Linked DNA regions of Homo sapiens: region 2 is linked to region 1. A link is a contact called in ENCODE Hi-C data. All regions are on one chromosome and are shown on one strand. The core of a region is the stretch at or near the end of the contact, and the rest is flanking DNA. Distances in the headings are between cores, read along the strand shown.

Region 1 (3,843 bases), core at 429-2,928:
GGTAGACCTGGGAAAGGGCCTGAGGAATTTCATTTCTAGTAAGTTCCCAGGTGATGCTGATGCTGTTGGTCTGGTGATCACATTTTGAGAACCATTGGACTAGGATATCCCCACACAAATCCATGATTCAAAGTATCCTGCTGAACCCCTGAGGACACAGTGCAAGAGATGACATCAACAGAACCTTAAGGACATTTTGTTTTCATTTTAAAAATATACTTGGAAAAAAATGCATTTTTATTAACATAGGAAATGTTGGTTGTCTATATTATCCTGATCAATTCACTTTAAGTAATAATCCCAGGACTACCTTTTCTAACATGGATCAAGCAACACTACTTTTTCCTTTATCTTTTCTCCGACCATGGACTAATTTAATATGAACAGTTTATATCAAGCCTACATATCTTTCAATTCAAGTTATTGGAAGACAGCAGTGGAATGAGATTAAAACTATCAAGGGAAATTATTTGAGCCTGGCTGTAGACATTAAGTACTATAGATTCTTAATACTGATTGCCTTTTATGGAATAAAATATACAAATGTAAGTATTAAAGTGAAAGAAAAGCTATAAAACTGATTTATCTGGCTACTGCTAAGCTACAGTGATTTGAGGAGAAGGTCCTAGCTGACCACTACCCTCAGCAAGTAATGGCATTGCTTTCAGGATATGTTGGACTTTTCCCCCACCGGAACAAGGGTAAAACTTTAGGTTCTATGATAGGGGGACAATTCAATAGTTGTCATTCGTCTTTTCCACTTTTCAGTTTCTGAGAGTATGGTTATTACAAAGGCAGAAGTCTTTTAAACCATAGCAAGTAGTTAACAAGTTTACTAACCGCATTTAAAGTGCTCCTTAACAGGATCCTAAGTACCCACGGTCCCCAGTTGTATGAACAGGGTCTTAAACAACAACAAAAAACCCCAAACTAGAAAAAAAGCCTTAAGTGATAATGGCATTCCTCTCTGGAGGCGAATTTTGGACGGTCTTATAATTTTTCTAGACATTTACTTGTGTTTTTCTGAGTTTTCTTCAATGAGTATTTGTTTCATCTTTACAATCAGAAAATATAGTTTGTGTTTTCTGGTAATGCGTGTGTGTTGGAAAAAAACAGGCAAGCTGTCTTCCGATCCTTTCTGCCGTTCCAAAACTTATTTATTCTCTCTACAAAAATACCAAGTCAGGGCTGCGTGAGCTCCACGGACCTCCCGGGAGTTTGGGGTGAAGTGCCCTTCCCTGGCTAGGAAGACGGAGGCAAGGAATTGCTAACCCGCTCTCACGAAACTGGTTCCCAGCAGGACCAAGGAGGGCATCTCCCTGGGGGCTAGCAGGCACCCGGGCGCTCGGGGACGCCGGCACCCACCTGGACGGGGCCTTCAGGTTGCTCTTCCGGAGGAACTCCTCCTCGTAGCGGAGCAGCTTCAGCTTCTCCACCAAGTCCTCCATCACCACGAACATGTGGTAGGCCGCGCCGGGCCCCCGCTCCAAGACCACTTCCCCGGTCCCTTCGCCACGGGACCTAGGCACCCCATCTTCCAAACCCGACGTCGTGACGACGGCCAGAGCAGCAGTCATCGCAGAACGGACAGAGTCCAGCGTGGGCTCAGGCCCACAGACCTCTGCGGCCTAAGCCGCCAGCCCTGCCGCCGCCAGTACAGCCACGACCGGTTACCAGGCGACCACCGGACAATCCGTCACCAGGGAAACTAGACTCCGCCTCCTTCCCTCCAATCAGGGCGGCTTTCCTGAATGACGTCACCTGTGGCCCTCTTCTTGCCCTGCCTCTGTGGAAATGGTGGTCGGGAAGCAGCCCCGCCCCTCATGGAGGCGTGGCGTTCGCGCCCCACTGCCGGCTGCGTCTTCTCCCTCGCTGAAAGTCTGAAGGGAGCCGGCTTACGTTTCTGCTCCGCTTGCCTAGTGAGTCTTGAGCTGGCTTGAGGTGTGTTGGACCTGGTGGTTGCTAAAAGCAATTAAGCGGGCATCTGGGTCAGCTAGTAGCTGTTAAAAAGATTAAAGGGAGGTGAAGACGTGTAGCACTGAAGGCTGCACTGGCTCACTGATACCTTTATTTTCTCAGAATTGAAAAGTTTTTCATAGTTGTAAAGATAGTCAATACCATAGGTTTCACTTTTACTGCAGGAACTTTCCAACGAGAGGTTTCTCTCGTTCTTTCTTTAATTTTATCTTTCTCTCACTAGGCAATGCTGCACTTAACAGTATATTGTAAAGCTTGAAGTACTGTATTACGTTGCCTGGCTGTTACTCCAGTGCTAGGAAAGTGGTTGGAAGGATGAGGAAGACAATGAACAAAAGGAGGCATTTGGAAGGATTTGTTTTACTTCAAAAACAAGAATACTAAGCTTCCATCCTGCTGCTTAATCTGTTTCAAACCCATTACATGTAGTATAAAGTGTTTGGGTACTTCGTTAAATCCAACAGAATAGAGATGGTCTTAAAAGGAATTTCCCTGCCCTAAAGCTCTAAGGGTGGCTAAAGATAGGGTGTTACTACTGTATTCTGCAGTTATTGACCTAGAAAATTTAAGAAAAGGTACATAACTGACCACAGAAATGGCCCAGCTTTACAGTTTTCAAAAGGCTTCTGTATTAGGCAATTTTCTTAACAGTTGCAAAAAATGAGGTAAGTGGTGGATGCCTGGCAGTTTTTGGGAAGAAAACTTAGTACAAGAGATTGAACATATGTTCATGTTTATAACGTGACTTTTAAGGGCTCTCTGATCTCTTGTATCTGCCACTACAAAATATAGAAGGGCTACATTTTTGGACAACTGAAATTTGAAATGTATCTACAATATCCTGTTTTTATTAGAAAAAATGAGAACACTTTTCATTGTAATCCGTCTACAGCTAACTTGTTTCTGATACTAATAAGGTTATCAAAGTGAAAAGTCAGAAGGGCAAATACCATTTTTTCATTAAAGAAAGGAAGTACATAAAATTACAGACTTATGTAGAGAATAACCTGAAGGGCAGCCCACTGAGAATTGCTTTTTAAATAAATAACATTGCTTGCCTACCACAAGTCATGAGCCAGCTGCTTTTAATAAAGTTGAGTGAGAAAATTGGATTTGATGTTACCCCACTACCAAATTGATCTTTCCTGGTCTTTGCCTTTTTGAAACAGTGATTCTCCCCGATAAGTCCATACCCCAACCACCACCACATGTGCAGCTTGGGGGTGTTATATGTATGTATAACAGTCACAGTAGTGTAAGATAGATGTATGGCTTTATAAGACTGAAAAATGAAAGCTTAGATATGTTTTGGGGTCCTAAGTTAACTAACAAGCAAACTGGGGCTTTTTACATGACTCTGAAAAAGCTCTCAGACTTTGGAAGTAAATTTATTACACTCAGGGAGGGAGATGTTCCTGCCAGGCATGCTGCCTACTTAAGATGTTCTGACATTTTCAGGAAGTTACGTAACACAGTATGAAATAGTCAAACGTTGCTTTTTAGCTGATAAATCCTCCAGCAACGTATGTATTTTAACTTGGGGGAAACAAAACGACTCCCAGGGTCTTAGCCATTTCCTTCCCAGGTAAAATACTGACACAGCCTGGCCTGAAAGCAGTATACAGAATAATTTCCCCCCTTAATTGTGAAGAAGAAAAAAACCCAAAAATATAAAGTATTTCCAGTAATTGTGGCACAAAGAGAACAAAAAAGCTAACTGTTCAATACTGCATGTTTCCCCAATAAAAAGTTTTAGAAAGAACACTGAAATTTCATTGTTTTGTAAAGCCCAGGGATTATTTTTGCTGATTCCTTGTTTACCTGTAATAGTTTGTAACACATCAAAAGATCTTTTCCTTGATAGTT
Region 2 (3,843 bases), core at 760-3,259, 980 kb before region 1:
GGAAAAAAGATGCAATATAAAATCAAATAAGTAAAAACTCTATAACCTTCTATTAGAATTGGAATATCAACACAAATTTATTATTTATTTTCATCTTTCTTTGAAAAACTACATCTCTCCTAGATCTTGTGTTGAAAAGTCTGGGAAGTGATAAGCCATTTAACCATGAACATCTTTCAGTGCAGACTGTAGCATCCAAATACCTTTTTCACTGGAAGCAACAAGGACACCTTTGAGAAATGGCTGATTCTAGGTCTGAGGCAGTAAATGTACAATATGAGACTGGAACTCTTACAGTGTCAGAAAGCAAGTAAGCTATCAAGACATTCGAGCTTGTGTCAAATAAACAAAGGAGCCAAAAATGGCCAAAGACGGGCAATTTGAACTTCAAAATGGATAATCACTGCAATTATATAAAAGTGTAAAAAGAGATACAGATACAATCAACATGAAACTCCTAGAAGCAACAGGAGATTCAATATGGTAGCAAGATACAAAATTAGACATAGAAATCAGTACCTTCATTTATGTAAGAATCTAGCTGTTATAAGGAAAAGTGGAAGAGATAATCCCACTTACGATACCAACAAAAAAGAGAAATACTCTAAGAATAAACTTAACAAGTGAAAAACCTTTATGATGCTTCCTTGAAAGACACAAAGCTGAAACTTGAGCACGAGAAAAAATAAACCTTGCTTTTCAAAAGGAAAATGCAACATCATAAACTGAAAAGGTATGCAGAAGATTTTTTTTTTGAAAGTACTTTTATGGGGCTATATTCTATAGTTAACATGAAAAAATAACCCAGCATTAAAAAAACACTTAAGAAAACAGCAATGATGCAGTCTAGCCCTACCAGATACTGAAATATAGTCTCTAATAAAAACAGTATATTAGCCCATAAGTAGACAATAAGATCAATGCGGGGAAAAAAGAAAATATATCTTAGACCCAATTACAATGTGGAAATTTACGTATGTGATAAAAATATTGCAAATCGCTGGTCAGGGAGGTGCTTTATAAATTAAATGTTATGACAGCTAAAAAGTCATTTGAAAATAGATAAAATTGGATACATCACCTAGGTAGAATTCCTGCATATATGTTTGTGTGTACATATCTATTACTCGTGAATCTTATAATGAGGAACCAATCTGACATCTCCAAATTGAAGGATATTCTGGAAGACCACCGGGCTAGACTTTTCAAAAATGTCAATACCAGGAGAAACAAACAAAAAAGGCTAGGGAACTGCTCTATATTGAAGGAAGCGAAAGAGACTTGACAACTGCAATATGTGGTTCTTATTGATGCACTATGTGATTCTTGTTAAATCTCGGATTTACATTTTACAAACTACAGGGTAAAGAAGGACATTTTGGGACAATTGAGGAAATTCAAATATGAAATATAGATTATTGTAATATAACAATGTTACATTTCCTAAGTATGATGATGTGCATTGTGATCCTGTGGTCCTCAATTGAGGCAACTTTGTACCTCTCCTTTTTCCCCCAACCCTCACCACTACCCCTCCCCCCCTCAACCCCCCCAACCACACCGTTTGGGTTTGGCAGTGTCTGGAGGCATCGTTGGCTGTCACAACTGGGGGAGGGGGTTGCTACTGGCATCTAATGGGTAGAGGCCAAGGATGCTGCTAAATAGTGATTGTTTAGCACAGGACACCCCCACCCCACCCCGTCACCCCACCTTACGGGTACAGACAGCAAAAACTCATCCTGCCCAAAATGTCCATAGCGCGGGGTTGAGAAACCCTGATGTAGAAAAATCCCTTATTCTTAGGGGATACATACTGAGATATTAGGCTGAATCACATGACATTGTCTCTTGCGTAGGTCAAGTATCGGCAATATTTAAGGACGAAAGGTTATGACGTTCACAACAAACTCTCAAAATAATGAACAAGCCCCTTCCGCCCCGGCTGCCCCGCGACCTAGGGGACCCGAGAAGGGCGCACTCGCACGGGCCGCGGAGGCCAACGCCGAGCCTGCGCGGCGGGAGGCGCTGAGAACTCACTGCGCACGCGCCGGTCGGCTGGCCGCACCCACGCGGCGCAGCTCCCAAAGTTGCAGACAGCCCGGCGAACCGCGCAATGCGCTTCTTCTGCCTGCAGCAGAGAAAAGGAAAGAAAACTCCGCAGGGGCTCCGTTGGCTTCTCCACGAGTGACAACCATGTTTTCCCAGATAGAAGACCGGAGCCCTGCTCCTTTGCGATCCGCCGAGGGCTGCAGAGAGCATCCTCATCCATTTGGGCACCCCTGCCCAGGAAGAGCCCGGCCATCCCTTTCCGGACTGGATCCTTAAGAGGTGAATTTTCTTCCGTGGATTCCGATTTGCTCCGTCTGACCAGCCTAGGCAATCCAGCATCGCGTGGTACCAGTGCCGCTGGGCACACTGGCTTCACGCCGGCTCCGCCTCACCAGCAAGCGCATTCCCAGGTAAAAATTTTAAATACCTTAGAATTCTTCTGCCTAGACCCTCTAATCAAGAAGTTTACCCACTTTTTCTGTAAGGAGCCAGAAAGCAAATACTCTAGAATTTGGGCCTGGAACTGTCTCTGTAGCGTATTCGTCTTTGTTTTGAAAATGTAAAAACCACTCTTAGCTGCTGGCCTTACAAAAATAGAATCATGAGGACTGTGAAGATTAGAGCCTAATCACTAATTCACCCAGCACAGAGGCTAGAGCGCCAGTGAGTCCTCCGCCCCTTCCCAGGCCCGACCATAGTTTTGCAGTTAGGACCCAGGTTTTGTGAGGACTGGGACCCACCCAGGTTTAGTTCACAGTCTCTTGAATCCCTCCCTGCACCTGCACCTCTGCTCCTCCCCCTAGGCCGGTGGCCCTTGGTGAGTTTCTGGCAGTCTCCTAGGCCACCAGGAAACACTCCGACCAACTGCCACGCCCTCCTTTGCTCCAAAATGACAAGCTCTTTTCATCTGGGAGCAAAAGCTGAAGTCCCCACATTTGAACTAAATTAGTTTAGTGTAAAAGTAGTACAAGATTATCTCAGACAATTGTATTTTAATAGTATTTTTTTCTAGTGATAAATGTAATATATGTCTACTATGGTCATTTGGAAAATTCTGAGACGTATAGAGCAGAAAAGAAATTCTCCATAACCCTAACCCACAAAAAATAACTTTTGAAATGCTTGTGTATTTTTTAATTCTTTTTTAATGCATATTATAGGACAACTTACTGAACATTTGGATTTTTAGAAATATTTTTAATAAAACGTGTTGAAGTACAGCATACAAAAAAGTGTACAAATTACAAATACAGTTCAGTAAACTTTCAAAGATTAACACAAACATGTCCGGGCAACCACAACTCAGCTCAAGAAATTAACTAATAGTAGCATTCTTCATCCCCCTGTTAGTTTTGTCTATTCTGACATTTCACATGAAATGAATTACTTGGTAAATATTTTATAGTATTTGGTTTATTTCCCTTTATATTATATTTGAATTCATCCGTGTCGTTGCATGTAACAAGTCTTTTTTACAATTTTATTCTATGCTGTATGAAATTCAGTTATATGAGTATACACAATTTATTCTTTCTACTGTTATTTTTTCTTAATTACAGATTTATTGAGATATAATTCACACACCATACAGTTCATCTACTTAAAGTGTGCAATTCAATGTGTACAATTCATTGCTTTCAGCATATTCGCAGATATGTGCAACCATCACCACAGTCAATTTTAGAAAATTTTCATCACCTGGAAACTTCATACCCTTTAACTATCACTCCCGCAACCCCACTTCCCTATCCTTTCTAGCCCCAAGCAACCACTAATTTTTCTGCTCTATAGATT

What was found. Hi-C counts contacts between places; a loop is a spot of excess contacts on that map. Pooled maps may share reads with other maps.
Region 2: a map of OCI-LY7 shows a loop between it and region 1 (5-fold over the local background). The contact joins the promoter of LINC00882 here to the promoter of IFT57 in region 1. A Hi-C loop is called at or near these places in 6 of 168 maps with a recorded cell type or tissue (OCI-LY7, ascending aorta, endothelial cell of umbilical vein and 3 more) and 22 of 50 pooled maps.

Annotation. Positions count from the first base shown.
Region 1 is chr3:108,220,746-108,224,588 of GRCh38, forward strand. It overlaps IFT57 (intraflagellar transport 57), which reads right to left and starts at 1,679. Exons shown (of 11, transcript NM_018010.4): 1 at 1,366-1,679. The coding sequence starts at 1,577. LOC124909405 (a long non-coding RNA gene) reads left to right here and starts at 1,860. Exons shown (of 2, transcript XR_007095999.1): 1 at 1,860-1,941; 2 at 2,201-3,739. RefSeq lists an enhancer at 1,398-1,657 and a silencer at 1,593-1,886.
Region 2 is chr3:107,238,629-107,242,471 of GRCh38, forward strand. It overlaps LINC00882 (long intergenic non-protein coding RNA 882), which reads right to left and starts at 2,010. Exons shown (of 4, transcript NR_028303.1): 1 at 1,815-2,010. DUBR (DPPA2 upstream binding RNA) reads left to right here and starts at 2,064. Exons shown (of 4, transcript NR_028302.1): 1 at 2,064-2,459.